Linked DNA regions of Mus musculus: regions 2 and 3 are each linked to region 1. Evidence: chromatin loops called from intact Hi-C (ENCODE). Cell type or tissue: left cerebral cortex. All regions are shown on one strand. Links, peaks and the distances in the headings refer to the core of each region. The heading gives the core; the rest is flanking DNA. Region 1 holds the start of Ccdc158 (coiled-coil domain containing 158). Region 2 overlaps Ccng2 (cyclin G2). Region 3 overlaps Shroom3 (shroom family member 3).

Region 1 (11,010 bases), core at 2,316-7,315:
ACCTGGGTTAATGATCTAAACTTAACAGAACATTTCAAGCAGTTTTAAAGCTGGGTTTTCTCGGTTGAAGGGCGAGCTTTTTCTGACCCGGACTGTGTACTATGCCACGACCTTAGGAGGCTGCTGATCTTTAAGCTGATTTATAACGGAAGGCTCATGTGGGAACTGATCCTGCATTTCATACTCGAAAAGAGAAGATTAGCCATCAATTGAGCACATTTTTCCTGGGGATTTCACAGAATAAATGAGCTAGACACACACTTTTCTCCCAAACACCAAACTATCCAAAAACATTTCCAGATAATCAGAAAGTCATGAGTCAACAAATTGGGTAGTTAAGTGCAGTTCAGGCAACGAACAGGATTTTTCTTTTCTTTCTTTCTTTTTTTTTTTTTTTTTTTTTTTTTTTTTGACAAATCTGACACAACCTTAAAAGCTACAAACAAAAAGCCACAAGTTGGTTGCAGACAATACTGAGAGCAGAAACTTACCTTGGAAATGATTAACGGTTCTCCACGCTCCAGGCCACCTTTCAGGGTGAAGCCCCAGGGAGCCCCTCCCTCTAGGAGCGCTTCCAGATAAACGAATCTCTCCGTGGGGGTCCTACTGGGGTTTGGCGTGGCGCTAGGCTCCTCCAAGTTCTCCGGAGTCTTCATCGCGCCAGAGGCATGGTCAAGTCGGCTTCGGTTTAAAGTGCCTGACCCAGATGGAGGCAAGAGGAGCTTCCCTGCTGGGTTAGATCGCTCAGCACGCTGCCCTCAGGCCAAGATAAACTCAGTCGGGACAGCGAAGCCTGCGGCTCCCCGGGGATGCTTCTCCCACTACACCCGCTGGAATTCAGCGGAAGTCCTGAGTGGGGTCTACCCACTGCGTTCACACTGACGTCCCCCAGGGTCTCCGCAGACTGCTTTCGGCTCCCACACGCGCCAAAGCCTTGTCTGTGTTTTTGGTTTTTAACCGAGAATAGTAAAAAGCCTTTCACCCTGTCTAGGAAGAAAGAGGCAGAGGCAGAGCCGCAAAGGAATACCTCTTTTTTTTTTTTTTTTTTTTTTTTTTTTGATTGATCACCAACCCTTTCTTCCTGAGCGAGTGAAATTTACCATGACAATAGCGTCCGCCCTCCGCAGAAGCCGCATTTAAAGAAAGCGGGCGCTAGCGGTGCTCCTGTTGCCCTCGGAATTTTCGATCCTGTCCCCGGGGGGCGGAAAGGCTGTGCGAAAACTTTGTACCCATTTTTGTCAAGCATTAAGTTCAGCGCTTGCTTCTTAGGTTAGGGGAGGTTTGTAAGAGGAAAGACGGGGGGCGGAGGGGCGCGGGCGGCTTGGAGGGCAGAAATCCTTAGTGTCTGGAGGAAGTCACCCCCAAATCTCAGCGATGCGCTGCGCTTCTTTTCTTTAGCATTTTCAGCGATGGTGGGTCCCTCTGCAGCCGCCTGAAGCGAGAGTGCGGGTGGCAGAGGAGTGCGCTCGGCCGAATTCAGCCACAAAGACCTGGCAATCAGAGCCGGCCTACAGTCGATAACACCGAGGAAGCTGAAAATACAGTACAGATGGCTAGAAATAGTTACCAGAAGAGCCCCGCCTCTTACTAATTAAAGCAGAACTTCGGGCAAGCGTTGGAATTTTGAAAATCCCTCCAGGCACTTCTGCTGGGCCGCCAAGTCTGAGAGGCTGCTCCTAAGCAGGTCGGGCGAACTTTCAAGTGTCAAGGGCTTTATTGATTTCATTAGAAGAAAATACCACAAGCTGCATAAGATTGGCCTCTCCAGACAAACTGCTTTGCTGTGCAAACTGAGGAAGGCCTTTTCTTCCTTAAACTGTGGTCTACCCCAAGATTGCTTGATACCCGCTGTTAAGTACTAGGCACTCAGGGCACAATGTGCCTCTGACTCTAGGTTATCAGTGTAACTTTGTAATAATGCTATACAATATTTAACGTTACTTTCCAGAGTGTGAGCAGTATATGGTAGCATATACTCTGGTCTTGCCCAGAGTCCTCTGAGATTATTGGGACAAATTAGAATTCTTTTCAAGAAAAATATTTACCCAAAGTTTTTCTACTTAAATTTGTGATGAGTTTTATTTTTCAGTACTGGATTTAAAATGATAGAAATGTAATAAAAAATTGATTTTGGTGTTTTTACTTATAACGAAGAGCAGATACTACGGAGCAAGTAAGACTGTGAAATTGGGACAGTTGTAATAATGGGCCAACTAAACGGCTTAGAAAGTAAAGCGGGCGCGCGCGCACACACGCACACACACACACACACTGTACAAGCCTAACCACCAAGGTTCAGTTCCAGGAGCCCACATAAAAAGCCAGATGCAGGGGTGTCCATCTGTAATCCCAACCCCTCTACACTAAGATGGAAGGCACAGGCAGGAGAATGGCCTGCAAGTTTCATGTTCAAATAGCCTAAGAGTACACAGCACAGCTCTAGAGACAAGAGACCCCACGTCAAGAAGGTGGACAGCTAGAACTGAGTCCCCAAAGTTATCTTCTACACACCATGACACAAGTGTGTTCAGACTCACACGTGCATACACCCACATCATATGTACACATGCACACAATAAATAAACACATGAGCTACACCTGTGATGCTTAGGCTGGCATGGGGGGAGTGTAGCTTAGTACCACATCAGCAGCATCTGAAGGTCAAGGTCATAAAGTTCAGGGCAGCCGGGACACCCGAGACCCTACCTCCTCCCTCCTCCAAAGGCTAACATTTAATATACAGCACAAGGCCTGTATTGTTTTATTTTATTACTGTTTGCAGTAATAACTTTACCCAAAGGGCCCAATAGTAGGGAAAAAATATCATTTTTATATAATGGTAATCTAATGGAAACAGGTATGCCAAGTGAAAGTGGTAAACCTGAGTTGATCCTTAAGGGTAATTTAGGATGTTTTTATTGATACTTCCTTAGGCTGTTTTTATTGATACTTCCTTTTGCAGCTTAATTTGTAAACAAAGACTGAAAGGAAAGCTGGGCATGGTGGTGAGGGTTTGTAGTCCCACCTAAGCTGGAGAATCGTGAGTTCTCAAAGTTCAGCCTTAGTAATGCAGCAATATTATGTCTAAAAAATAAAAAATAGTAGGGTGGGCTCAATAGGTTAAGCACTGTTGTGCAAGTGAGTTCTAACACCCAGAACCCTTGTAGACAGCCACAGTGGTGTCTGTGTCCATGATCCCTGTTCTCCCACGGGCAGACCAAAGATGGGGATGGATAACCCGGAAGCTGTAAGTCAGCTAGGAAGTGGATTGAAGCAGAGACCCCAACTCAAGCTAGGTAGTAGGCAAGCAGCTACACTTAAGGTTGCCCTCTGACCTCCACATGAGTATCCTGAAGGCGTTTGAACACACACACACACACACACACACACACACACACACACACACACTATAGTATGACTTTTTCCTCTGGGTTTCACAGGGTCTTCACATTGTCATTTTGGTATGAAGGTAACTTGACTTGGCAGCCATGGTGTGCCTGTGGAGGTCAGAGGACAGACAACTAATTGGAGGGAGTATTTCAAGGATCCCCCCACCCAGCTTCTTCCTGATTTGGAAGAAAGGCCTCAGAAGAAAAGTGTCACCGTCTCTTTTCTGATTTCTGCTACATCCCTATCCTTCTGCCTCATATTTAGACTTGACTCTACTTTACTAATTTAAAAATAAATCATTTTCATAATAGACACACCCCAGCAGGTGGCAACTACACATGTGGGTGCTGGGAACTGAGTTTGGGTCCTCTAGAAAAGCAGTAAGTACTCTTACCTGGTGAGCCATCTCTCTGGCCCCCAGTGTCTGCTTGTATGTGTCTGGCTTACTTAGTATGTTTTGAAGGTTTGTTTCTACAAATGTATTCCACTCCCTTTGCTTTGTTTTGTTCTGAGACACAGTCTTGTGTGGCCCAGGCTGACCTCAAACTCACTACATAGTCAAGGATGACCTTGAATCCTGATCTTCCTGCCTCCACCTTCCAAATGCTAGGGTTACAGGTGTGTACCACCATGCCCAGTGTGTGTGTGTGTGTATGTGTGTATGTATGTATGTGTGTGTGTGTGTGTGTGTATATATATGTGTGTGTGTGTGTGTGTGTGTGTGTGTGTTTGTGTGTGTGTATATATATATATATATATATATATATGTGTATGTGTGTGTGTGTGTGTGTATGTATATATATATATTTGACAAATTCTGCAAGGTCTTTCTTACAAGTCTCATCGTGTGTCCACAGAGGAGAAATATAGCCACAACACCTTGCTCCCCATCTAGCATTCCCATACTCAACTCTTTCAAATGCCATAGTATCTTTCTAGTTTTACTAATTTTTTTTTTTTTGCAATGGGTATATATGCATCAGGGATACAAGGGCCTTTCATGCTCTCGATGACAACAGCTCTGCCTTCAAGCTACAGCTCCTACTTTTGCTGACATCTCTAATACAATTTTTATTTTATATATTTATTAATGCTTGTTTTGTTGAGACGAGATCTCACTATATAGCTGTAGCTGGCGTGGAGAAAGCTCCGTAGACCAGGCTGGCCACAGACTCACAAAAATCCAGTTGCTTCTGCCTTCCAAACGCTGGAATTCTAATTAATTTTCAAAGCATTGAATTTTGGTTGTTTTTAACTGCTCAAGAAAGTCTCTGAAAATGAAGCCAGGGTGACATCTAGTGGTCCTTCTGGGCCACTAATTTATTCAAGTCATTGCAGACAAGATGTTGAAGTACAGGTTGGAATAAATTATATAGTCTTAGAATGATTCTGAACAATCTAAAACAAAATCCAGCTTATTTTAAAGCTTGCCCATTTCTCTAGGCAATATTTTATACACAAAAAGAGTCACCTCTTCATGGGTCTTCCTAAGACAGCCTTAGGTAGCCGGCAGCTCCTGGCCTGCAAAGGCCAGAAGTGGTTTACACACTGCCCCCGAAAGCAGGTTCTTGGGAAAAGCATGAAGGCACGAAAGTTAGTTTATTCCAATAGTATCTCCATGCTGGAACTTTCCCTGAAGTACAGAACCATAGAACATTATGATGGATACTTCCCCATAACTGGGGTTCAGCAAGAATCAAGGAGAACACAAGGAACAGACAATGTACAGCACCTGCCCCTCAAGCTACAATAAGGCCCGTGTCACAATAATCACAGCACAGATAATCAAAATCTTTCCGAAGGGGTCCACGGTGATTGTAATTGCCATGGCGGTTTTATCAGCGTACATCGGGCACGACTCATGGATGGTATAAGGCAGGTGGCGGCAGTTTATTCAAAGGGAATTTTGTCTCCATGATGTTAGATCTTAAAAGGTCAGCAGAGCCTCATGATGCACACCTGCCACCCCAGTGCTCAGCCACAGAAACAGGAGTATTGTCAATTCAAGGGCAGCTGGGCTACATGTGACATTCCAGGCCAGTCTGGGCTATGTAGGGATACCCTTGACTCAAAAAGCAAGCAAGAAAACTAGCAACATAAACTTACTGTACAAGGACTTCGAGAATTCCAGGAACACATGAGCAAATAACACCATGTGATATATATATATATATATAAACAGAATGAAATTCTCTGGGCATGGTGGTACACACCATGTAACCCTAGCATTTGGAAGGTGGAGGCAGGAAGATCAGGATTCAAGGTCATCCTTGACTATGTAGTGAGTTTGAGGTCAGCCTGGGCCACACAAGACTGTGTCTCAGAACAAAACAAAGCAAAGGGAGTGGAATACATTTGTAGAAATAAACCTTCAAAACATACTAAGTAAGCCGGACACATACAAGCAGACACTGGGGGCCAGAGAGATGGCTCACCAGGTAAGAGTACTTACTGCTTTTCCACACTTTCCAAGCTTAGTTACCAGCACCTATATGGTGGCTCACAACCACCTGTAATCTAGTTTGAGGGGATACAACTCCATTTTCTGGCCCCAAGGGCACCAGGCACGAATGTTGTACATATATGTTCATGCAAGAAAAACTCTCGTACAAATAACATAAACCTTTTTTAAAAAGCTCTATTTGCTTATACATATGAGCAGTGCCTACAGCAGATAAGACCATAGACACAGAAACTAGAACAATGATTGCTGGGGTTGGAGAAACTAGAATATAATAAGCACCAAGTTCCAGCTGGGGAAGAACGAAGTTTCAGAGAGGACTGGTTATAACAAAACAAAAACCAAATACAATAAACAAACAAACAAAAAACCAGCAAAAGAGTGTGTGAGCTAATGCCACTTATAATAAAAATGCCAAAAATGGGCCCCTGGGCCAGTGAGACAGCATAATGGGTAAATGTACTTGTAGCCAAATCTGACCGACTGGCTTTAATATCTGGGACACATATGGTGGAAGGCAGGAGCCAAGGCCTGCAAGGTGCCCTCTGACCACAACATGTGCTCTACACAAATAAACAAACAAATAAATGTAATTTTCAAAAGGTTTAAATAATCATTGTATGTATATTTTAACATACGTTTAAATGATAGTGTTGTTGGAGTTGTGATATATATATGATATACATATATGTATATGTATGGGATATATATGGGATATGTGGCATACATATTTAAAATACTGTTCTAAGCAACTGTGTTACATTAAAATGTATATAAAACAACCATATATATACATATATATACACATACATACCATATGTAGGTGTGTATTTTGCAGCATTTGCATAGCATTTATGATTGGAGTATGATTCCTAGAACAACAGGGGAAAAATGCTCAGTAGCATGGCTGGAGAGATGACTCAGTGGTTTAAGAGCACTGGCTGTTCTTGTAATGAAATGTGATTGGAATCACAACTGCCTGTGACTCCAGTCCCAGGGAATACAACACCTCCTTGGTGCAAAGACATACACACACACACACTATATATATATATATATGACACCCACACACAACACATTTAAAAATTTTAAAACAAAGAAACAAAAAACCAAGATGATATATTATTCATCACTCATCACTTAAGCCTGGTGCCTATCAACGTCTGTGCAATAATGAATGGCTGCTTAAGGAATCCTGGACCCCTTCCTTCCTCTTTAAGCTCTTTGTTCTATAAGGCAAGGAGGTGTTGTTTTTATACAGTTCTTGCCCTGCAAGTATGAAGACTGGAGTTTGGGTCCTCAGCACCCACATATTCAAAAGCTTGGGGAGACAGAGACAGGAGGCTCTCTGGGTCTTGCTGGTGGGTCAGTCTAGCCAACTGTGAGCTCCAGGCTCAGTAAGAGACCCTATCTCAGGAACTAAGGTGGAACCCGCAGTATGGCTCAGCTGGGAAAGGGACTCACCTAGCAAGCTTGACTCCCTGTGTTTGGTCCCAGAACCTATGTAAAAAGGCAGAGGGAAAGCTCTCTCCGAGGAAGATACCCCACACTGACCTCTGAGCTCCACTTGCACCCCTACTATAGTTAATGCTCTCTAGAGGAACAGAGTGAATGCATATTTAGGCTTTACTACTTCACCTTTCACAGTAAGGTCTGTATCCCTCTGAAGAGGCTGAAAACCCAGGACCTAGTTAGTGTATAAGGCTGGGTGCCTTAGCAATCCTAGGCTGGTACAGGAGGTGTGGGGAGCCCCTGGTCTTCAGTCCACATGGGAAGGCTAAAGAAACTGGGTTCTGATGGTAACAAAGGATGGTAGGGACAACCACAAACTCACCTTTGGAAGGTTTCCCTTCCACCCCTCCTAACTGGGCTAGGACCCACATTTAGGCTGAGGCTTCCTAAGTCACATAGCCCGATCAAGAGAAGAAAAAACTTTATTCAGGGTACAAACACACACAAAATGAGACAGCAATAAGAGTCACGTGTTAGGTAATTAAAATGTTTTATGCCAAAAGAACACACTTATGTTTTGATAGAAATGAAAAGGTTTAAAGGAAACTAATTGGAACTTGTTTTCAGTCTAGTCACAGAGGCTAGCCATTTATCGTCCTGCTTAGTGATTATAATTTCCTGTTTATGTACTTGACGCTATAGTCCTAGTTGTTTCCAAGGCAGTAAGCGGTATGACAAAAGTCTTCAATGGTACTTCATAAAAGGTTACAATTTGTAACTGCATTACATAAAAGTGTTTGATATTTATAGTCAATTTATACACTGTATATGTGTTGTACTACTTAACCTTGATAGTTAACAGAATCCAACATCACAAAGCAAAAGTTGATCTATACACTTCTGTAAGAGCATAGTCTAAGAGGCAGAAGGATTCCAAGTTTGTGGCCACCCTAGGCTACGTAGGGAGTCTCTGTCTTCAAAACAATAACAAACGCTACAGGTTGTATCTCTCATCTTCCGCCTCTTTGGAACTCTTTCTTTGGGATGCTAATTTGAACAGCACGCTGGAGTCTGAGTGTATAGTCGTTATAACGACAGAGTAACCGAAGCACAGAAGAGGAAACAGCTCTCCGAAGGCAGAAAGGTCAGTTATCCGAAGAACTCTGAACCTGAAAAAACAGTCCGGACGGAAGTGCAACTTAAAAGCACAGGCTAAGCACAGGCGAGCTGCAAAATGCAAGTTATTCTGTTAGCTTGAACAGGCAGGGGTGGGGTGGGTTAGGGGGAGTAGACTGCACATGTGAATAAGGATGTCAGCCTGCCCCTCTCTCTGAGCGCTGGTAACAGAGAGGATCTGTGCCATTTGGTAGCTGGGAGGATCTTTGTGGGGTCTTTGTGAGGACGACAGGAGAGTGAGGCTAGATAAGGAGCCGGGTTGCAGGGCAGTAGTAAGCGAAGAAATGTGGCTTGTTGGGCCTCCCTGGTTGCCTTGGCGACGGGGTAGGGGAGCGGGGAGCACGTAGCAGTCCGGGGGCGTGGTCTTACAGGCTGCCTGCCCCGCCCCCTCACGGGCAGCGCTCTCTCAGGCCCCGCCCCTCTTCTTCTGCCTCAGCCTCCCCTCTCCCCTCTCCCCTCTCCGGTCCAGCCCTCCTCCTCACGCCCCGCCTTTTCTCGTACCTCAGCCTTCCGGCTTCTCTCACGCCCCGCCCTCCTTACGCCCCGCCCTTCCCTCACACCCCGCCCCCTTTCTCCCTAAGTTCCTCGCCGCCAACCGTCAGACCGGGCTTGCGCTCCGCAGAAGCAGGGAGCTCGAGGCCTCGAGGTGGCCGGTCGGGTGCCGTGGTAAGGTAGCTGCGCGGGGTCGCGGTCTCGGGTGCAGTGAGAGCCGACAGGGTCTCGCAGGTGCGGCCGCGGCCCCCGCGGACATGCGGCCGGTCTCTTAGGGCTAGGTGTTGTTAGCAGGTATGCGGACGGAGTGCGCCTCGGGGTACAGGGAAGGGTCGTTCTCCTTGAGGACCTGGATCGACTCCTGTTCCTTCTGGAACTTTCCATGGCCTTATGGTCACACGTGGAAGCAGCCCAATCACTTTGTACAGCTGTTTTCCACTTTGTACACTGTCCCTGTTCTCCAGGGGCAGTGGCGGGAAACCTGGGTCTTCGTGACTGCAGAGTCACTTGCAGAATTCTTTGAGTCCAACAGGACTGCTCCCTGCTCACTTTTGTTCCGGCCTGGCTCCTGGGAATCTCTGGAAGAGATGGGAAACTGTGGGGACAGACAGTGGAGTCTCGGGCTGTCACCAGTATTTCGTCCCACATGAGACTGTGTGACTGTAGCCTCTTGATAATCCACTTCAGGTCCTAGACTTTCCACCTCAGCAACAGCCTCCTTTCCCACAACACTTGCAGAAGTCCCCAATTGAGCGGTCCTAGGCATTGCTCCTGTTAAATGTCAGGTTGGCTTTAAGGTCACGGGAATGCAGAAAACAAGTAAGTGGTGTGGGCTGTTCCTCGGTGTGTTTTGGCTGATAACTACATAAGAAAAAAAGGTCCAGAGTGTTGAATCTTCCCAGAGGGTGAGTTAGACAGGGCTGCTAATGTGTGTATACCTATGGTCTATGGGAGTGGGAAAGTTGAGGCAGAGATCTGAAATGCCAACCTCTGTGCCACGTTTTTCATTTTTTTAAAGATGTATTTTTATTTTATGTTAATTTAGTATTTTGCCTGCCTGTGTGTAAGGGCACCATGTGGGTGCCTGATGCCTGTGGTGGCTAGAAGGGGTTGTGGGATTCCCTGGAACTGGACTTACAGAAGGTTTTGAGCAGCCATGCAGGTGCTGGGACCTGGACACTGGCAGCAAGTGCTCTAAGGCCTAGCCATCATTCCAGTCCCATATTTTAAATTTTAATACAGTTATCTATTCATTTTAGTTGAGTGTGAACTACATTTAGAGGCTGTTTACCCTCTAAATGTAGTTGTTAAAGATTTATTTGATGTATCTACAAGGCCTTTGCTTGCTGTTTTAGTTTCGGGGGTGACTCTGTTCTTCTGTATTAGAGTGATCCACTTTAAAACTCTAGAATCTAAAGCTGGTGTGGTGGTGCACACCTTGAATTCTAGCACTCAGGAGGCAGAGGCAGGCAGATCTCTGTGAGGTCTCCATAGAGAGCTCCAGGCCAGCCAGGGCTATGTAGAGAGACCCTGACTTAAAATACAAAAACAAACAAACCTATAGCATCCATTTAAAAGGGCCTTTTTCGAAACCACCTATCCCCAGAGGGCATGGGGTTAACTGTATGGCCTTACAAGCCAAATACTGGCCACCTAAAAAGTTAGCTCTTAATCTCTGGAGCCTGGAAGTGTCTTTGAGAAAGGTTTTGCATATGTGACTTAAATCAAGAATTTGTTTTTAAATTTTGGATTTATTTTTGTGTATGAGTGTTTTGCCTGCATGTATGTATGTATGTATGCCATGTTAGTGTTTGTTGCTCACAGAGGTCAGAAAAGGGCATCAGATTTCCTGGAACTGTAGTTACTGATGGTGGTATATATACTATCATGTGGGTGCTGGGAACCAAACCCAGATCCTCTGCAAGAGCAATGCGTGCTCTTAACTATGGAATCATCTCTAGCCTCAATGCCAACATCTTGGAAGGGAGGGATCATCTTAAATTATGTTTGTCCTCAATGTAAACTCTCGGATCATAGAG
Region 2 (11,010 bases), core at 3,955-8,954, 600 kb before region 1:
CTCTCTGTGTCATTCAGGCCATTGCACACCCACGGATCTCTTGTCCTTCCAACTCCGTGTCATGATCCACCTTTCAGAAGAGCTGGATCGACAGCAGACACCCATGTAAGGCAGTATCCATGGAGATAAGTAACATTTGTGCTAATAGAGTGTAGGGAGAGAAGAAGCGAAGAGAAGAGGTTCAGACCTCTCTGACTCATCCCTTTACACAATGAGAACGTTCCCAACCTGTCTGTGCACCGCTTCCTTCAGAGTCTGCATCCATCTCTGGTGAACACTGGCAAAGCTGGTCTTAAATTTTTTTGACTTATTTTGGACTTGGAAAGGAATTGACTCACTCCTTTCACTCGGCTGGCCCGTGCTACCTTCACCATCCCATTTCGTACATTATGCCACAGGCAGTCTCAGCTTTTTCTGCTGTAGGGCCTAGAAGACATTGTGTTTCCTTTTGCTTCGTTGTTTGCTCATCTTATGCTTCTTGAAGGAGATGTCTTATACCGGATCCATCTGTCTTGTGTCGGCTTTACAACTGCAGTTCTCAGGGTTAAGGCCTTGCACCCAGCATTCGTTCTGGAGCATGGTGCCCTCAGCAGAGTATGGAGTTGCTCTGTTTGCATAATTGTTTATGTCACCTTCGTTTTCTACCATTCCCTCTGTGATTGGTAGGCTAGTACGTGTAGATCGGGCATCGCACAATGAAAATGACATTCACAGATACTGTTTCATGTGAAACAAAAAGAGAAGTCAGAAGCACCAAGTTTTAAGCTAAAGAGGTTCATTTCATCAGACTCTTCTGCAGCCTATAGATGCTACACTGAAACACAGTCAGAGACTTTCAGACCAGAACAGCCATTCTTACATGCACTAGATACTAAATATGAGCATGACTACTGTCTGCTAATTTGTACTGTTTGTCACAGTGTGGTGTGCCACCCTCTACTGATAGCTGCCTCCTGAGATGGTGACTCTAACCAGAGCCTGAAAACCGTGGAGCTGCCCAAAGAGCGGTTATGTGCACCAGACACACTTGGGGCATACTCATGACAATGTTAAGTCTTTGCTGTCTTTGTGTTGGTTTCTGAATGTATTTGCGCTGAATGTGTTCCTGCCAGTCCATTTTCTCACCATAGTAATGAATCACTTATCTGCCCTCCTCTTCGAAAGTAAAAATTAGCAAAGCTCCAAACAGACTTAACTACATCACAGAGTGGATATAATCTTTAAACAGATTATAACTGGAAATAATGACAGTCTTCTAGCCTGGCATTTAAGAAGCCCTTTCCCAGAGACGTCCTAGGTGCTGTAGAAGGTTTCATTGCCTAAGATTTAGAATGGGAATGGCTAAGCCATAATGCACCTCAGACAGTCGCTATCCCAAGCCTTTATTTTATAAAGAATAAAATTAATTCGAGAATAGTGAGGTCACTTTTTTAGGTCGGACAGACCTGGAACTACAGGCAAGACTCCTCCTGTACCCTTCCAGGGCTGGTTCCAACCTCGGCTCCTCCCTGGATCCTGCCTGCTCTTACTGGCTTGCAGAGCCAATTCTGCCCTTCCATGTTCTAATTGGCATCAAGTCCTTAGCTTTCATTCCGTGTCATCACATGCAGCTTCCTTCCCCCCCCTCTCCTCCCCCAGAGATTTTTTTATATATATTCTTGTCAGTCCATATTGTCTCTCTGTTTATATAAGTTCTTTTATTTTGTTTTTTCTTTCTTTCTTTTTTTTTTTCTTTTTCAAGACAGGGTTTCTCTGTGTAGCCCTGGCTATCCTGGAACTCACTCTGTAGACTAGGTTGGCCTCAAACTCACAGAGATCTACTTGCCTCTGCCTCCCGAGTGCTGGGATTGATTAAAGGCATGCGCCACCACTTCCCAGCCTAGTTTTTTGTAATTTTCAATTAGCAAAAGAGGAAAACTGATATTTGTGTCTTTGGTTGTCTGTACTCAGTACTTTTGAAAAAAATGAGATCTTTAAAATCTCAATCCTATAAATATACCATAGAAGGAGTCATTATCCAGAATGCTGGGGAATCACAAGTGTTTTGGCCTTGAGTTGTTTTAGGGTTTGTTTTGTTTTGGGTGAGGAGGGACATTTTAATATTAGCCAATACATAATCAACTACAACAGAGATAGATATATACATATATACATACACATATACATCATATACATACACCGTATATACATAGCCTGACGGTGACTTTATACGATACTGCTAATCATTTTATATATAAAACAAATATTCATAGTATGAAGTGTTCTGCTCTTCTGTTCATGCTGGCACTTCAAGTTTTTAGACTGTCGCATGTTTTGGGTTTCAAACCTTCTGATGTGCAGAAGTGCCGCTGGAAAACAGAAGACAGGACCACTGAGTTCCCCAGAATGAGTATTAAAGCAAAATAGGTCTGGGAATGATTACATAGAGGCCCTCGGGACTTGAAGAAAACATCTAAAGTTTCAGGGCCTTCTTGAGTGTCTTTGAGCTGATAAAATAGCAAGAGCCTGTTGGGCACACACACTTTGGAAGCAACAGGCTATCTGCTCTTGAAGTACAGTCTGATTCGTTGGTTTCAGCAAACCCGGAGTCTTGTGTATTAGAACAGAGGAAATGAATGACCTTCCCTTAGGTTGACCTTCCCTTACTTCTCGAATGTTCTAAGAGCATCAAGACAAGCCAGTGGCAAGTTAGCCGTGGGTGGGGCAAACGCCCACTTCTCTCTGCTGCTCTTGTCTGTCCTGTAGCCTTGTTTGTCTCTAAGACACAAAAGTGCTGGAAACAACGTGAAGTCGCCAAGTCACTGACGCCCAAACAGGGATTCTGCCCTAAATCCAGACAACAGCTGGTAAACAGCTGCACCAGTGTGCTGTGTAAGCTCTCCAGGAAAGAAAGAAGCCCCCTGAATCCCTGTGGAAAGCCCAATCCCTGGAGAAGACAGCTGGCAGGTACCATGAAGACATTTGTGCATCCAAATAGATGCATGCTGGGTAATATTTAGGACCGTATTTTAAGAATCTTCCCTATCAACATTCTACACTCAAACCTTTCCAACTTAAAAAATAAAAAGTAAAAACATAAAAAGAGAACGGGAAGAACTGTAGCACTTGGTATACTACGAATATAAAAGGGCATATAGAACGCTTTGTCACTCTCTTCTCTTTCGTTGATGCCCCACCCCTAAATGCCACGGACTGTCTCCCTCGAGCAACCAAGATGCATATCTGCTGCTGGAGCCAGGTCCCAAGTTCAGGCACAGCACCGCTTCTGAGAGCTGGCAGCTTGGCTAGCCTTTGATCTCCAGCCTGCAGTCTCCAGTCTGCAGCGCTCCTCTGATGTACAAGACAGGACAAGTGCTCAGGCTGGACAGGCATCGCTGCAGGCAAACCTTTCTCCAAGGCTGAACTGAGAGACTTTGGCCTGCCCAGGCCCAAGGGCAGCAGCTGGTTCCAGCTGCTTGCCTGCTACAACCCACAAAGGACTCTGGGTGTTCTGATGGTGTATGATGGGTGTTGCACAACACGGGCGAGCTGGAACGTGGGACTCAATGGAAAGCAGCCATGCTCAGATTGCGTTTTGAGCCTAGCCTCTGGGGACCTGTATTTCTTTTCTTCCATCCCTTTCAGTGACATCTTCCTCCAGGCCCTTTAGGAAACTAATGAGCTCATTTGCTTCGCTGAGTCCTCCAGTCCTCCTCCCCATCCCTGTCGAAAATCTCTGGCATGAACGTGAGGAAACTCACTGACTTTAGCTATCAATAGGGACGCAGAACAGTATTGTTTCCTGGAGAGCCGGCCAAAAAAAGTATACTTTTTTGTTGTTGTTGTTTTTTGAGACAGGGTTTCTCTGTATAGCCTTGGCTATCCTGGAACTCACTTTGTAGACCAGGCTGGCCTTGAACTCAGAAATCCACCTGCCTCTGCCTCCCGAGTGCTGGAATTAAAGGTGTGCGCCACCACAGTGTCAGAACTATGTATGATATTAGGTAGGGTCAAATTCTCCCCCCCCCCCCCCAGCACACACACATACTACCCCTTACCTTTTCTGGGAAATTCAAAATCCAGGACTACTAGCTTTGTTTAAAGACATCATCCTACATGCCTGTGATCCTATCCATGGTAAGCACTGTAAGATGCCTCCTGCTTCCATCTCATCTCTTGAAGGTTCTCCAAGATGAAAGACAATAGCTTCAGAAGCCCCCCGAATCCTACATATGACTATTGTAAAGAAAGCAAACAGCAACTTCCTCTCGGGAAACCTGCCACCAATGGGTGTCTTACACTTTCTCTAGCATCTTGTTCTTTTTTCTCCCATGTGCTTCCTAAGACTTAGTGTGTGTGTGTGTGTGTGTGTGTGTGTGTGTGTGTGTGTGTGTGTGTGTGTATTTGCCTACAGGTATGTATACTACACGTGTGCAAGGCCCACAGTAGTCAGAAGAAAGCATTGGGTCCCCGGAACTAGAGTTATGGATGACTGTGAACCACTGCGTGGATGCTGAGAACTGAGCCTAGGTCCTCTGCAAGAGCAACAAGTGTTCTTAACCACTAAGCTGTCTCTCGAGTCCCATCTCTTGTTCTTAACAGCACCTGCCCACTCCCAACATCCATGCTTAATATTTATGTTTAAAATGTCGTTCACCACACTGCAAGCTCTTCTCTGAGAAGCCCTCACCATGCCCTCGGGTATATCTGATTTTTGTTCTGAGCACCGCTCCTTTTCTTAACCTCACGCTAAAGTCTATATTCAAGTATCTTCATTAAACTTCAACTTCATACTGCCAACTTGTGAAACTTTCGGCGCCTGTGCCACAAATCTGTTTGGCTTGAGGCAAAGTCCCTAACAGGTTAGGGGAACTCCTCAGATGTTGCTGGCTGGGCCTTTCTCCCTGCTCTCCTTGACAGTGGCCACTATTACTGTAGCTTTGTTATACATAGAAGAAACTGAGACACCAACACTTCCACAGTGCCTGACGCTCTAGCTGCTGGAACCTAATGCCAGTTGGTCTTTGTCTCTACACCTCACCTTTGATACAGTGCAGGGCAGTATCTAGAGCGATGGGCTGGGACCTCCCGTGTGCTCTGTTGAAACCCTGGCTTTAGAGAAGCTGAATTTGTCCTTACTTGCATAAAAGTCTACCTCTGCAAATTATGGATAGCTGTAACCAAGAATGTCAAAGGCATGACCAGGCATAATTCTCAACACGGGAATATGTTTGTACCCAGTATTATGTTAGGCAGGTTGAAGGAGAAAAAGGACACAGAATATATCATCTCTTCTCATAAAAAGTTCCCAATTAAGGGAAAAGAATATTCCAGCCCTGTGGAATAATTACTGGAAGTACTCCAGAGGTAATTGCTATGTTGGGTAATAAGAATATGGGGAAAAAGTAAGCAAGCCTTTAACAAGACAGTTCTTACAGAGTTCCACTCTAGTTAAGCATGAACTGCTCTAAGTCTTGGTCCCAGAATATAATAATGAAGCATCAACTATAAAATCAGTGTAAGAACTGAATGGGTATGTGTTTGGAAAGGTTCTTAAGCCTAAGCGCCACAGGTCTGGGGTCAAATTAAAATCCCTTGCTCTAGGGCTAGGGTTGAGCTCAGTAATGGCGTGAGTATGCAGTGAATACGCCACGGGCTTGGCCCTGGACTCAATCCCAGCACCAACACAGAAATCCCTGCTTTAAGTCCTAACTGCTTTGGTACTAGACTGCCCCGACCATTCCATTTCTGGTCTAATCCGGTTCCAGAGTAAGTAAAGATGCCTTAGCTCTGAATCCTAACTGTTTTTCCTTTCTATGGGCATAAGCCCTTAAAGACAGAGCAGGAAGAGTGTAATTTTGATTTCCCTGGTATTCTCAATACTGTTCTTCATATGAATTCTGCCGCCGATTCAGGTTGAATGGTATCAGCTTCGGGGCAGTTGAGCGCTGAAATGAAGAGCTCAGTGTCTGGCAGGCAGATGGGTTTGGGTCACAGTCCTGCCTACCAGAGAAATATCAATGAACCTAAGTTCTCTAACACGCCTAGCACTGTACCAGGACTGATCGGATAGCTTTGGAACAAGGCGTAAATAATCCATGTCAGGCATTTGGCATGGTGTAGAGTCAGTAAAGTTGCCTGTTACCTATAATAAAACCACGCAGCAGCTGGAGAAAATGGAGATGATATACCTAGTGTTGGGCATTCCGCAAAGAAAAGAGACACCAAGAGCCTCTCCACCAACAGCCTCTCCCTCCAGGGGAAAGACAGGTGAAGAGAGCAGGCGAAGGCAACAGAAAACTGTTGGGAGAAGGCAAATTTAAGTTATAAAAACAACACATGGCACTGACAAGGATGCTGTGGGAGAACTTCTTGAAAGGAAGCATTATCACGGGCTTTTCAAATGACAGGATTTGTTATATTTCACCCTTAAATTCCCTAAGGATGGGGATGCGTTTGGTGTCACATAGCAAGCACTTAGTTTGGTTTGGGCACACAGGGGATGTTCAGACAGCCATCCAGTGAGTCATGGTAAGGAAGCTTGAACTGGATGCTAAGGAACCAAGATCTGTTAAGGGTTTCATCAAAGGAAGGAGATAATCGGTGTGTGTTCACACTTCACTCCGTATTATGTAAAACGCCAACGACATAAATCCATTTCAGGAATAAAAACATTACATTCATATAATCACCCTCTGGCCATGAATATTTTGTTTCAGCTATTTATTTCTCTGTAGCGCACCATCCCAAAGCCTAGAGGCTTCAAGAGACTTCTTTCTTATGGGTCTGTGGTGGATCAGGACCAATTGTAGGGGTTGGGTTTGCAGGTGAGGATCCAGGGTGTTTAGCTGAAAACCCAGAACATCAAGAGGATTTTCATTCTTAACACCCCTTCCACGTGGTCTCACATCTTTCAGGTCTAGTGCAAACTCCTTTGTGATAAAACAGAGGGCCAAGAAGGCAAAAAGAGTAGCTACCTGTTTGTTAAAGCCTAGACTTACACACACACACACACACACACACACACCTTCTCCTGTTGCACTTTAAAGTAGGCAGACAAGTCAACACAAGAGCAGCCAAAATAAAAGGGAAAGAGGGTTCATTCATTGACTGAAAGAAAATCACAATGCTGCGGGTGATGGTGGGGGTTAGAGTGCCTGACTGCCACTTTGGGAGACTATCTACCAGTCTGATATCTACTCTCTGTGTGACTAGCACAGACAGTTGTTGGATATTTGTGGTGTTTACAGGAAAATTGTACTCCAAAGAGTTTTGGAACAGAGTCTCCAGGATAAAGGGCACGCCTAGCATGTTCAACATCTTGGATTCAACCCCACCATTTCACAAAAAAAAAAAAAAAAAGGAGGGACAAAATGAGTGTCTTAATCTCCCTTTATATAAATGAAGTGGTGTGTCTGTATCAGAACTTGCCTATGTGGTAGGAGATAGGATGTAGGGGACACATCATGCTACAATCTAGTGTTTAAATGACAGGAGTTGAAGAAAAAAACAAAATCCTAGACCAAGAAAATGGTTTAAGTTGCCATGAGACTTCTGCAGCCAACATCTGTATAATTAACTTCAATGTAAACTCTTATTTAAAGTCCAAAGGGGTTTATTAAAACACAATACTTACATAATCTCAATCCTAGGGCAAGAGGTGGAAGTAGGGTCACATGGGTGGAGACCCAGGACCCAACAGGACACCAGCACAATAGCAAAACACATCCAGCTTCCACTGTAAACCACAACATCCAAACCAAAAGAGCCAAATTTTTTGTCAACTCAAAGGGGTGGATCAAGAACGAGGTCAAATGGAAGCCTCTCCTCACACTGTGGTCATGTGTGCAGATGCCTGGGTCTCAATCTGACTCAATTCCTTGAGAAAGGTGCATTATTAAATAATAGCAAGCTTGTGAGTCCCTTTGTAATAACACACATGCATGCATGCACACACACATGCTCACAGGTATGCCTACTCACACTCACACACACATGCACATACACACAAACGGGCACACACATGTACGCTCATACATATGCTCACTCACTCTCGAGCACACACATAAGTGCATACACGCATACACACATGCACACTCACACACTCCAGCCCATCTTCCTCCACATAGCAGCCAGCTTGCCAGCTTCCTTAACATTTTTTAGCCTCAGGAAATGGCAAGGGAAAACAAGCCAACAATAGCCCGGCAATAGGTTCAGAGTAGACTTGGTTTCTCTTACTGAGTGGATCCTTTTGAACAAATTTTCAGGACATTCTTACTGGCATACTTAAAAGGGTTAAATGGGCAGCAAGTAGGGACCAGCTCTAAGTAAACCTGGAATAAAAGATATCAAGAATAGCATAGTAAACACTATTATAGGAGGGTCAGTGTGTGTGTGTGCACATGCATGCACACTTATGTGTAAACCAAACAAGAGGTAGAAAAGGAGAATCAGTAAGGAGATTAAACAGTATAAGTGACATCCTCCAAATGAGGGTAGTTATTCTCCAGTAAACAAGCAGGAGGTGAAAATACTAGCCAGGTTTTTCCCTTGAACAGGTAGAATTCTAACTTGGTGAGATAGAGGTAAGAACAGGTTTAGGAGTAACCAGAAACTTCCCAGTAGAATGGCTAGGGTGACTAATAAGCTCAATGGAAAGGTCTAAGATAAATACATAAAAAACTAGGAGTAGAAGAAGAGGCATGGGTAGAGTCACCCAGAGAGATCTAATAAGAAAACCAACACAATGCAAGGGACTGAAGAGACCACAAATACTTCACAGTAAATTAAAATCTGAAGCAGAGCATATTGTAGCTTGCCCAAGCTACTTAATAAGGGTCATCCTAGAACAGATGCCTCACAGGGAAAGTAGGAAGCTCTGGCGATTTAAGAATGGTCCCTATAGGCTCATAGACTCAAATGTTTGGTCACCAGGGAGTGGTCATTCAGGGGTGTGGCCTTGTTGGAGGTTAGTGTGTCACTGGGGGTAGGATTTGAGGTTTCACATGCTCAAGCCAGGCCCAGTGTCACTCTCTTCCTGCTGTCTGCCAATCCAGATGTTGAACCCTCAGCTCTTTCGCCATCAGCATGTGTGCTTGTGTGCTGCCATGCTTCCCACCATGACAATAAAGGCCTAAACCTCTGAAACAAGCCACCCCCAGTTAAATGTTGTCCTTTGTAAGAGTTGCTGTAGTCATAGAACACTAATACACAGGTCATGCCTGTATCTCCAGGGCAAAAATAGCAAACACATCATACTCAGTGTGCTTGATTTGCTACAAGTTTACAAAATCCAAAAGAAGGGGGAACCTATGCATTATTTTTTAATTTGAAAGAGAGGTCAAGTGTAGTGGTACACACCTTTCATTCCAGCACTGGGGAGGTAGAGGCAGGCAGATCTCTGTGAGTTCAAGGCCAGCCTGATCTACACAGTGAGCTCCAGGACAGCCAAGATTATATAGAGACCTTATGTAAAAACAAAAACCAAACAAACAAAAAAACCCAAAACCAAAACCAAAAAGTAAACCTAAAAACCTCAAGTTACCAAAAGCAAGGTGCTAGGAACTAGTGGGCCTCCATTACCAAGCATGGCTTGCTTATTCACCCAGCAGCGCTCCAGAGATCACAGACCGGCCTACTTGGTATTGTGTCATTGGCTTTCACTGTGAAGAAGCAGGCATTTGGATTAATGTGCCATTCCTGAAAGCTTAATATGAATCCACCTGGAGACAGGTCAATTCTCAAGTGCCAGAGTGCTTTGTGGTATTTCTAAAACTAAGGGACAAACTGATGACAAACTCCAATCCAGGGGGCTCGTCAGCAGTTAGAAAGCTATGTTGGACCCTTCAGCCTCACTTCAAGTCTTCACATTAAAATGCACCAAGTACTTTTACCAAAAATCAATTAAAAACTGAAATAGGAATACATGTAAGGAGAATTCATTAATATTTTTATTTTTGAATTATGACCTATTCGGAATTCAAAAAAAATCTACTTTGGAAAACACCTCACTGGGTGTTGACTTACTAATAAAAAGTAAGTCATCAATGTCTGAGTATAATATAGAACACACAATAAATTATATTTACATGCACTGACCAATTATCACACACAAAGGTAAAAAAATACAGTATTTTATGTACATTTTTAAAGATTTACATTTTCACATAGGTTTATAAAGTTAAAAATTCTCTGTACAAAAGCTTCAGTGTACAGAGTGTACACATCTTCATCCTTATGGCTCCATCACCACACAGAATTGCTTTAAACTAACACTACAAACACTGGAGGTCTTTCACTTCATATTCACATCTTGGCACCCATATACAATACATTATGAAATGTGAATTATAAAACAATTAGAAAGTAATCATGCAGATATTTTAATACAAGAAAGTGAGATGAGCTAAATCAGCACTTATCAACTCCATTCCCTGTTCTGCTTTCACACAGGTGCATGCAAAGCTAGCAGATTATGAACTTTTTTAGGTAACACTAAAATAATACTACAGTCTGACAATACTTAGGTATTAAGAATGCAACTAACAGTCCTAGCTTGATGGCAACTTCTGCTTCAGCAGAAAGCTCAAGACATTTATGAACTAAAATTCACAGACATGTCAATTCTTAACATGTAGGATCTGTATCGGACAATACACCACCATTAGAAAAACAGAATTGGTGTTTGACACTCAAGAGTACTGCAGTCTCTGTTCTGAGAACAAGGGAGAAGGAAATCCAAGATAAACCATGAAAGGATTGCCTTCTGTCCCTGCTAAGGAAGCCCTTGCACACTCCCAACCTATTAAATAAAGACACCTGAAGGCTCTACAGTTTCAGACAGGCTACACTGTTCATCTTTCAAAGGCCTGAAAGGAATGAAGGAATCAGCACCTTCCCTCCTCCCCAAGATAAATGTCAACAAAAAATAAAGTGCCAACGTTTTAAGTACTGTTAAGAGGCACTAACCCATTTGATGGCTTAGGATTAAATATGAAAATAGGCCAGATCTGATCTGAATAATAAATAGAA
Region 3 (11,010 bases), core at 2,549-7,548, 210 kb before region 1:
GACATTAGCAGCGTTCCAGGTCCTGGCTGGAGGCTCTGGTGGACTCATCAAAGAAATACACTCCTGGGGCGCTTGGCCTGAAGAGAGGTTGTCCTTTCCACCAACCCTGCTGCCCAGTGACTTAGAACAGGTACAAAAGTGTCTGCAGAAGCTAAACGGGCAAGGCCTGGTCAATAGGAGGTGGGGACAGACACCACTATCCCAGTTGGCAGCATGCTTAGATGTCAACACTGGGAAGACTGCAACCCAGAGACCAGAGATATACCCTCACACTCTCCCTCCAACACATACTCACACACATATACAAACACGGTAAGGGGTGAGAGGGAGAAAGACACAGACATCTGGACGTTGTCCAGGCTCCTTTCAACACAACTGCTAGAGACTAGATGAGACCCCAAGCTAGCTGCTAATAAGTTTCTGTCTCCTTCCATAAAATGAGATCTCCCAGCGCAAACTGCTCAGTTTTTTATCTCTCTCCTGCTCTGTCAATAGCTCATGATTTGTACCCGGCAAATCATCAAAGGGCTTCCCCAGTACATCTGGTATCTACCAGTTCAAAAACATAGCTGTGATAACGTTGCCTCTCAGTTCTGTGCGCTGGAAGTAGGTGGGAGACAAAGCTTGTGTCAGGGAAGTCTCCACCGGGCTGATGCGAGGACCTAAGGGATGAGCAAGAGGAGGGAAGCAGGGTTTCAGAGACAAGTCTGAAGGGCCAGAGCATCACACAGCTTGGGCCAATGGGGTGGTGTAAGTAACTAGGGAAAGGGCAAGATGCAGCTAATGGATTCAGAGAGGCAGCTGGTGGACAGTGATGGCCTTACAGGCATCAGCGGGATTTAGATGGTCTGTCGTAGGCTAGGGGAAATCACTAAAACCTTTGTCCCAGAGTCATGGCGTGCCAGTTGTAGAAGTCCCGCTGCTGCATTTGGGGGACAGGCTAAACAGGATGTGCTGGGCTCACTGACTTTGGCCTTAGGCCTTAGCCACCAAGGGACAATCACGTTCCAGCAGAGCCGGCTCAGAGTGTAGACTCCAGGAACGGCACAGACAATTCGAGCCCTGGATGCAGCCCTTTCTATGTGACCTTAGGGTTGTCAGTTCCCTCCAGGAAGCAGCTCTTCTCGGAGTTTGAGAAGGAGCGCAACCCAACCCTGAATCTGAATCATACAGCTGCTGGGGTCTCAGATCCAGTGCTTCATGGGACGGCAGTTACAACAGTAATTGGTATTAAAACAAAACAAAACAAAACATGTACAATCTTAGTTCCTATCTTGGCGCTTAAAATTGTTGAGTTTTTATGGGGGAGAAAATGGCGACTTTGTTGAAGAATTATTATATTCAACTCGCAGTATTCTTATAAACTTCCATCTTCACGTAAAACTTCAAGAGAGAAAACCCACCTTGTGATGTCTCTAGCCAGAGATAGACATCTAAGTGCAATTCACATAACCAAATCTCGGATTCTGCCGGTTTATGCTGGAGAAAGGGGTTTTCCTCTTCAACCTTGAAGCTCTGAGAACCACTCACAGTTGCCACCTCCCAGGAGAGGTGGCAGCCTTCAGGAGGAAGTGAAGTGTCCAAGGTATGTGAAGGATACTGACTTTGAAAAGGCATGTGATCTAAGTGACGAGGAGTGCTGCTGGCCTATGACCTTGTCAGGTAAGACATGTCCTTAGCAGCATGGGGTTCAACTGGAGTGTGTTCAAACCCTGATATATCCTTGTCGCTAAGGGGTGTTTCCGGGGCTGGGGGGTGGGGGGCAGGGGAGCGGGAGGCAGAGTGTGTAAGGGCTGGACCGAGTTGGATGGATAGTGTTCAGAACCCAAACCGTCTCTCTCTGCCAGTGAAGATGATGCCTAGAAGATTCGAAGAAAAATTTTCTGGAATATAACCAAATGTTCTGGTGGGGACTGTGAATATCTTATTTCCGCCCCTCCCCCGAAAATTATTTAAGTTTCTTAAGGCATAGATAATGAGCCAGAAAGATTTGGAAAGGACCGGCAATATACTGATTTAGAGGTAGGTAATGGTGACTACTGTCTTTGGTTTTTCTTCTTTCTTTTAATGGGCGTGGTTGTCACTTGGTATCTCTGAGGACAGGCATCTCCTGCCTCCTGTCCCTCTGACAGTCTGAAGCTATCTGTGGCTATTGAAGCCTTTATGTAAAAGGCATTGTCCTTTGCACGTCACCTCCACGCACCTTCTTTTAGACAGACTTAGCTCTGGATTCCTCATAATTAACACCTAATCCTGTGCCACCTGTGGAATGAGGAGAAAGAGAGTGAGTGCTGGGTACAGTTGCGACATCACGGGCTTGACTCCAGTTGGCTAATTTGGAGCCCTGCTGTTCTGTGTCCTCTTGTGAGCAGCTGCCTGATAACTCGGTGGGGAGACAGTGCAAGAGATGAGCCCTGGGCCCCCGGGGGCCACCTGCATCAGAAGCCACCAGCTCACCTTGCAGGCAGTAGGGGCAAGGTTTAAAGCCAGGCTGAAGTGTCTGAATCTAATCTCATTTCATAGATAAGAAGGGAGTGGAGGCAGGTGACTCTCCGGTAAGCTGGAGTGATAGATAACAAAATGACCTGGAGATAACTGTGCTAATGACTAAAAGTCTCACGTTCCCCCACTGCTTGCAGACCTGTGACTCAGTGCTTCCCTGACTCATCAAAGACACCAACAATTACCTCAGAACTATACAAAATAACAACAGCAAACCAGTTACTTTTTAAAAGAAACTCCATCAGAGATTTGGCGTTTTTGTATCCTTCAATCCTGTCAGGACCCTGGAAGCCCCCCCCCCTTTTTTTTTTGCAGGGTAGGGTGGTGGGGTGTGTGGGATGGTGGGGGTGTAGGGGATGTCTGTCGTTACTTTTCATAGCATCAAGACACTGATCCTCATATGCTTTCTTCCTTATTCCTGTGTAAGAAGTCTTGGCTACCTCGAAATACTTTAAGCTTAAAGGCCACCAGTGTTGCTGTTCAAGATCAGTGCATTAAAGATACCCCCAGAGTGAAGAGAAGTAACTTCAAGAGAGAGATTGTTTCTGGTGGGTAAAGGAATTGGGGGCTTTAGAGATGCAAGTGACTTTGAAGACTGACCACAACTGAGGTATGGAGCGGAATGTGGACTTGGTTTTAAAAGGAGTGACATTGATTTTTTTTTTTTAAAAAACCACCTCCCTTCCTTTGCAAACTCTAATATTTATGCTTGAAAATAAAAAATTTCCACCAGCAAGCTGGCAGCTGCTTTGAGCTTGAAGGGCTTTCAAAAGCAAAACAGAAGAATTGAATGTGGCTGCGGTTTCACAGTCTCCATTTTCTTGCCTGACCTTAAGGAGCCAAGGCACTTTTCTTTCAACACCTGCAGACAATGAGCCTCTAAAAGTGAATCTAGCTGGGCCTAACTTCCCAGGAGTCATCGTCCTGGGCCCCCTTCAGTCCGTCTGCCTCACATCGCAGGGTTTTATTTTATACTTTCACGTACAGATTCCAGCTCAAGGAAAGTCTGTCTTTATTTTCTACTTGTATTTGTTTTTAAGCAAGACTCTCTCCTTGTAGGTGTCCAGGAAACTGTTCTCTTTCCAAGCCGGATGTCAGTGTTATTCCACATACCTTAGTGCTCTTGCCTAGGAACCAGTAGATAAAATGGGAGAGTTTTGTAGCCAGCACATTTGGGAGGCATCCAAAGGGTGCTTATGTTGGCGAAAGTCAAGAAGGTCACAGGCAGCTTGAGCAGACAGAACTAGCTCTTGATTGGCATTGCCTCATGGGAGAAATTAGGACAATAAGAGAGATCTGCCCAGAAAGAGCTGAGCAACAGCCTGTATTCCCAATCTGACCAACCCAAGAATTCTGTCTGCCTGAAAGGTGCTTACACTACTAAGAAAGACTCATGTTTTGAGCAGGGTCTCTGAATGCTTGTTACCTTTTATGTTCAACATCCCCCACCCCCAACATTTCTGGGGGAAGAGGTCACTACCACATGCGTGTGGAGGTCAGAGGAAATGTGAGGGACTTGGTTCTCTTTCTACCACGTGGGACCTGGAAATTTAGATCAGGCTCTTAATATGTTTCTACGATGAGCCATGTTGCTGGGCACAGCCCCTCTTGACACTAGAGAACTTCAGGGTCCTCTAACTTTGTTCTCAGCCTGTACCCGTCTGCCTGCTCTACTGAAGTACACGCTCATGGTCTTGATGCCTGCACAGGGAGATCCTTCAGGGAAAGAATCACATGTGCTAACTGCTCTAGAATAGAGCCCCAACAAGTGCTTCACTGGGGTGTTAAAACTACCAACTTTGTCATAAAAACAATACTTTAAAATCTATTTATAATAAAAATCCCATATCACTAATTGTTGGTTGAGAACCTTCTATCCAGATAGCAACTACCAGCTTATGAATTTTTTTAAGCCAACATAAGATTCTCACTCTTGCTCTCTTGCTTCTTTCTTGCTCTTGCTCTCCTCTTCCTATTCCCTTCCCCCTCGCCCTCCACATGCTCATGGCCTACCTCTCTTTCTCTTTCTCTTTCTCTTTCTCTTTCTTTCTCTTTCTCTCTCTCTCTTTCTCTCCTCTCCTCCTCCTCCTCCTCCTCTTCCTCCTCCTCCTCCTCCTCCTCTTCCTCCTCTTCTTCTTCTTCTTCTTCTTCTTCTTCTTCTTCTTCTTCTTCTTCTTCTTCTTCTCTCCCTCCCTCCCTCCCTCCCTCTGCCTTTCTCTGCCTCTACTACCCTCTTAACTCCCCATGCCCTGAATAAACTCTATTCTATACTAAAAAAATTTAAAAATTAAAAATTCCCATTCTTTCTAAACAGGACATGTCTTTGCTAAGCCTGCCTAGTGCTTCCCTCCCACTCCCAGCCCACACCCACCATGTTTATCTCTGGTCTAGATTCATACTTGTGTCTGAGGACTCTGCTTTGGTCGATAGTCGTGCTTATGTCTGAAGGAGTGCTGGTCTCTTTCCCAAGTGTAGGAATGAGAGAACATGACAGGCCTTGAAGCTTCCCAGAAGGAACTCTGTGCGCTGGTGATTTACGTCCCTGGTTTCCTTATTAACTGACTGCCAGACTTCAGGAAACTGGAGCCAACCCAAATGGGGCCCTTGGCAGCTGGCATGAGCCATGGCCCAGAGACCAGTGTGGAACAGTTGCTGAAAGCAAGGGCCTGGGGAGGCTTGGGGTAGGTTGGGGGTGGGTCTGGAAGGAAATGTGTTCTGGAATCCTCAGAGGAACTCTAGGTAAACAGGGTGGCTCTGCTTCCACCCAGTTAGCAGACACTTCCATACAGTGCTGTGGTGAAGAGAGACTAAGAGGCTGCTGAAACCCTCATCCTCTCTCCCTCAATATTTGAAAATACGTAGGAGGCCAAAAAAAAAAAAAAAAGTTAAGATAGAGAAATATAGTAAGTAATCAATGTTACTGGAAGCAGGCATCTCTTCCTATACATGCACACTCATCTATCGCCCACACACACATGTACACTCACCCATTGCCCCCACACACATGCACACTCACCCATCCCCCCATACACATGCACACTCACCCATCCCCCCCATACACATGCACACTCACCCATCCCCCCCACACATGCACACTCACCCATCCCCCCATACACATGCACACTCACCCATCCCCCACATACACACATACACACTCACCCATCACCCACACACACACATACACACTCACCCCCACTCAACTACCCCCACACACACACACATACACTTGCCCATCCCCCTCAACATATACACACTCACCCACCCCACACCCACATATAATACACTTAACCCCCACTCACCTACCCATACACACACACGTACACACACTTACCCATCCACCACACACACATACACACACACACACACACCACCCCTAAAAACCTTTGCTTCCTGACTTATATAAGAACTTGAAGACACTAATCGGATTTTAAAAGTCTGTCCTTTAAAGTAACTTTATAACAATAAGTCAAGGTGACTGGAGTTATAGTCAATAGAGAACCCTGGTCTGTTTTACACATGTGTGCTCTAACACTACTGAACTGTACGGTGGCAAGTTGTATGTCCTATGCTTTAAATTTACTTTCATCTTAAAAAGCAAAGAGCAACAGATAAAGAAAAAGAAAATGGCCGATTCCTTCATGAGGACCCGCTCCTAGGCTGTTATAACCCACCATACTTCCCACTCACCCGCCAGCCTTCTAGCCTGGAGCTGAGTGGTTACACTTAAATATCCTTCTCTTTCAGTGGACAAAGCTGGGGAAATTGAAAGTTTACAGAAGCGGAAGGGGCCTGAGGGTCATCATGTCGGGAGTCCTGACACTCTACCACTGGCCAACAGGGTATTCCCAACATTAGCCATGCAGAGCGGAGGATAGAGGACCGAGTTTCTGAAATGGAGATTCTAGTCTATATTAAGTCCCTACTGTGTGACTGCAACTTAAAAGTCTGCTAGTGATCCAGGAGGACAGACATCCCAGTGAGCAATAGTGGAGCTAAAGCCTCCAGTTCCACGTATCCCTGAGCCTTCGCTCCACGTGCATCCCACCCCACACTGGGAGGAACAGCACCCATGTTGGTCAGCTTACAAACCTGTAACTCCCTCTCCAGAGAGAACTGACGCCCTCTTCTGACCTCTAGGGGCTCCTGCACCCCCCACACACACACACACAAAATACACATTTAAAACAAATCAAAATAAATCTTAAAAACACACAGTCTCCCATAACAACAATAAGGATAAATATATTTTTTTAATGTATTACCTTAGGTCCTGCCTTTATTTTGGTCTGTTGATATTCTGAGTCAGTGTCTCTCTGTATAACCTAAGGTAGCCTCAAACTCATAATCCCCCTGTTGTAACCTCCCAAGTGCTAGATTCACAGGTACGCAATTTTGATTTATTATTATTGCTGTTGTTGTTTTGATTTCTCTGTGTAGCTCTGAATGTCTTAGAACTTGCTTTGTAGACCAGGCTGGCATCGAACTCAGAGATCCATCTGCCCTTGCCTCCCAAATGTAGGGACCAAAGGCATGCGCCATCACATCCAGCCACAGGTATGCAATTTTTAATTTAATTTTAAATAGTGGTCAAACCTGCCTGGCTCTGGCTATGTCTCTTTGGATATCTGTTTATCTCCCAGGCATTCAGGACCTGAATGATATTCAAAGCCTTTATGCTGATATTAGAGACTCAATAGGAGATTGAGAGAAGGCAGCTAAGTGATCCACAGAAGAGAAGATGCCGTGAATGAAGGAGGATGGGAAGGAGCTGGTGGCTAAGGGTACAGACGGAGTCTGAGCACAAAGGCCTGGCAGGCCCTGAGTGGGAAGGTCCTACCAGGTTCTAGTTGGGACTTAGAAGTTTATCCTAAAGACAACTGGAAGCCATTGAAAATCTTCAAGCAGAGGATGTCTCTGTAAAGGCCAGTGGTGAGTTGGGTCAACTGGGATTGTCTCCAGAGTGCAGCCTGGAATGAACGTGGCCTTGGGCTTGGAATGTAAGTGCCATCAGGCCAAGACAACCTGCTGTCTGTAGACTTTTGTATGGCTTCCACACTTGACGTATGACTAGGCCTCCAGCAAGAGGTACCTGGCACACAGGCACCTCTCAAAAAATATTTGCTGGGGCTGGAGAGATGGCTTAGTGGCTAAGAGCACTGATGGCTCTTCTGAAGGTCCTGAGTTCAAATCCCAGCAACCACCTGGTGGCTTACAACCATCTGCAATGTGATCTGGCACCTTCTTCTGGTGTGTCTAAAGACAGCTACAGTGTACTTACATATAATAATAAATAAATCTTTGTTTAAAAATTGCTGAACAAACAAGAAGAGTCAAATGGCTGAGCTCAGCTGAGGCCAGGAGATGAAAAGATTGCTGGAGGGGTGGAGGAAAGGTAGATAGGGTTAAAGGATAGGGCCTGCCCATCTGCAGAAACTTCCTTTATATTTTCTGGATCAATTTAAACAGCCATGCCCCATTCTTGTCTTAAGGTGTCTGTATGATTTCAATGTGAAGCAGCAAAAATCTTTTCTAGATAAAATTCTCTTCTTAAAGTACATGGATCAATTTTTTTCTCTTCTTTCTCCCTCTCTCTTTTCTTACAGCATTTTTTTTTCTTCTTTATAGCCTTTTGAAGCCACCATCACCATATTCCAGTTTTAGGATATTTTCATCGCCCAAAGGTTCCCTTGTCCCTGTTCCTGCTCCACCTCCAGCCCAGGCTATCCAGGAGCCTCCTTTCAGCCCTGTGGATTTGTCTTTTCTAGGCATTTTGAGTAAACACAGCCGTACAATATAGACTTTAAGTGGCTGGCTCTCAGTAAGTATGCCTTTGAGATTCATCAGGGTTGTAGCAAATGTCCGCCATTGTTCCTTTTTGTCGTTGACTGGTGCCCCATTGTATGGATGTACAACGTTGGATTTATTTACTTACCAAGTGACATATGGCCTGACTGTCCCCATCTTTTGTCTGCTGTGAGTAACGTGCTGCCTTTTACGTTTATGTCATTGTCTGTGACTGACCAGGCAGAGAGAGCCTGCGAAATTTGACTGAGATCAGTAGAAAGAGTCAAGGAAGATGGCCAGATGGATGGCTTTAACCACAGGAAATGTGACGATACCAAGTTCACCAGAGATAGGTGCTACAGGAGAAGAACAGCGGTGGCAGGGAGGATAACGTTGTTTGACACAAATCACCTGTGACATGTGTGGGTGGGCACAGGTGCTAGCATGGCCCTGGAACCCTCTGTTAGCTTCCTCAAAACACCTGACACACTCAGACCATTATTTTAGAGTGTCCAGTTCCACGCTATCATTCCCTCCCTGGGCCTAGTTACAGCAATCCCCCTGTAGCACAAGCAGGCTCCTCTATGAACCCAACCACAGAAGAAATTCATATAATTTCCCATTAAATGCTCATTTGGGTTTGCCTGACAACTGCCACGTACACAGAATCTCTGTTTCATAAATCGTGGTAAGTATAAATAACAAAGTGTGCTTTGACCAAGTTCAGTGACATAAAGTCTATTCACAGGGCTGTCCCTCTGTCACAAAATGTCCTGACACATAACTCTTTTTATATTGCAACTCTCTGGCCATTAAGCAATCCTTAAATCCTTCCTCGCCCTGCCCCCACCAAGTATGGTTCTATTTTCTCTCCCTCTGAACGAAAGTACCCTGTATAACTGGGATCATACGGTATTTGTCTTATTACAATTGGTGTGTTTAATTTACCACAGTATCTTCAAAGTTCCTTCTCATTCACAGGTAGCCTGCAAGATGACTTCCTTCTTTTTCAGGGTTGACTAATAGGCCATTGCACCCACTTTGTTAAGTTGATGGGGTCTAGCAAGATGGCTGTGAAAGTTACTGTTTCATTTTGTTTCCAACTTGACACAAGCTAGGGTCATTTGGGAAGAGGAAACCTCAGCTGAGAATCTGCCTCTAACAGATTGGCCTGCAGGCAGATCTGTAGGGCATTTTCTTAATGGCTGTTGTGAGAGGGACCAGGATACTGTGGGCTGTCCCATCCCAGTCGACTCCCGAGGCAAGTAGTCCTGGGGTGTATAAGAAAGCAGACAGAGCCAGCCATGAGCAAGCCATGAGGAGTAACCCAGTAAGCAGGACTCCTCCATAGCCTCTGCTTCACTTCCTGCCCTGACATCCTTCAGGACTGTGACCTGGGAGTTCAAAGATGAAATAAACCTTTTCCTCCCCAAAGTCGTTTTTAGTCATGCTGTTGGCTGACAACCTGAGTTCAATACCTGGGATTCCTTTGGTGGAAAGACTTTAATTGACTGACGTGTGTGTGTGTGCACGTTTGCACATGTGCACATAAATAGAGTCAAATCAAAGAATTAATGGGGTAAATATAGCTAGAATACTTTATGAAACCCATCACAATGTCAATACAAATTATAAAATGAAGAGTTGGCAGATCTTTCTTCAGCTCTGGAAGGTGACGTACATGATCTGTCTTTCTAATAGGCAGTCACATAAATCTACAGCTGCACGAAGTGAGTCCAAGAACTTTCTCCAGCTTTAAAAAAATACTAGGCACCACAGGACTCTTGAATGCTACACTTACAATATAAAAAACTGTGCATCTTTGAAGGCCTTTGGAAGTATCCCTTTAAATCACTGCTTCAGCCTAAACATTTCCTCAGAAAAGTCTCTTCTTTCCCTATAATCCATAAGGTCATGCCGTGACCTGGCTCTGTTTGGCTTTGTGATAAAAATGTCTGGCTGGAACTTCATCATGCATTTCAAGTTTTCTGTAATAGGAAGGGTCAGGCAGGTCAGAGCTGATACCGTGGAGTTTCAGGACAGCATTTATCAAAGAAAGAAGGGATGACATGGGGTCAGGCTGTCACACGGGATGGCAAAGAGAAAGACTACACCAGCAAGGAACAGGAAGATGTTGTGAATTTTGTGAAGGATGTAAGTAGTGTCCAAATATCGCAACAAAAACCTGTTCTTTTTCACAGATGGACAAAGCAGACAGATCTTGGAAAAATACCAGCAGGGCAATGGATCCATTCTATCAGACTCAGGGAGACTGATAACACACAGCAGAAGTTAAGATAATAAACTCAGCAAGCTTCAATAACCATAAACATCAGTAAACACAGTTGAACTGTTGAACAAAGCAGGAAGTCCACAGAACAGCCCAGGCTAGGCTGAGAGGCTCACTGCTCCTGGGATAACAAGGTACATTTGCACCTTCCAGCACCTTCTCCAAGTGGCTGGTTCTCTTGACAAGACCATACATAGGTCCAGGGTGCTCCAGGAATGCCACAGCTTCCTGGTATACCTGCCCAGATGCCACACCTGTAACTGGTATGGAAGGTGGGTCAAGAAATTAAACACACGCTATCAAAGGTAGGGAGATAGGAAATCCAACCGAACCTCCCTGGATGCCTGCCTGGTCATACTGGCTGAATAAGTACCTCTCCAGCAGAACTGTGGTCAAGTTGAAGTGATTCCTTCATTTGAGGCCCAGGGCAGGAG

Evidence for each region. Hi-C counts contacts between places; a loop is a spot of excess contacts. Peaks named below come from ENCODE experiments on the same cell type or tissue, not always from the same donor. Only the 100,000 strongest peaks of a DNase experiment are listed, where the experiment ranks them.
Region 2: it touches region 1 in a loop (2.3-fold over the local background); 3 of 42 quality-filtered maps call a loop at or near these places.
Region 3: a loop joins it to region 1, with 2.3 times the contacts of the local background. A loop is called at or near these places in 2 of 42 quality-filtered maps.

What each region holds. Positions count from the first base shown.
Region 1 is chr5:92,673,313-92,684,322 of GRCm38, reverse strand. Ccdc158 (coiled-coil domain containing 158) reads left to right here and starts at 9,196. Exons shown (of 25, transcript NM_001360018.1): 1 at 9,196-9,265. It overlaps Shroom3 (shroom family member 3), which reads right to left and starts at 888. Exons shown (of 11, transcript NM_015756.2): 1 at 492-888. The coding sequence starts at 656. In left cerebral cortex, for the core only: a CTCF peak has its summit at 4,691 (motif pointing left); a DNase peak (open chromatin) is centred at 4,684.
Region 2 is chr5:93,275,123-93,286,132 of GRCm38, reverse strand. Ccng2 (cyclin G2) reads right to left here. Exons shown (of 8, transcript NM_007635.4): 8 at 9,902-11,010. Among named protein-coding and RNA genes, the nearest start is that of Ccng2, 13 kb to the right of the region's middle. In left cerebral cortex, for the core only: no CTCF peak of the experiment used is centred there; a DNase peak (open chromatin) is centred at 6,705.
Region 3 is chr5:92,880,358-92,891,367 of GRCm38, reverse strand. All of the region lies in intron 2 of Shroom3 (shroom family member 3), which reads right to left. Among named protein-coding and RNA genes, the nearest start is that of Mir1961, 97 kb to the right of the region's middle. In left cerebral cortex, for the core only: no CTCF peak of the experiment used is centred there; a DNase peak (open chromatin) is centred at 4,957.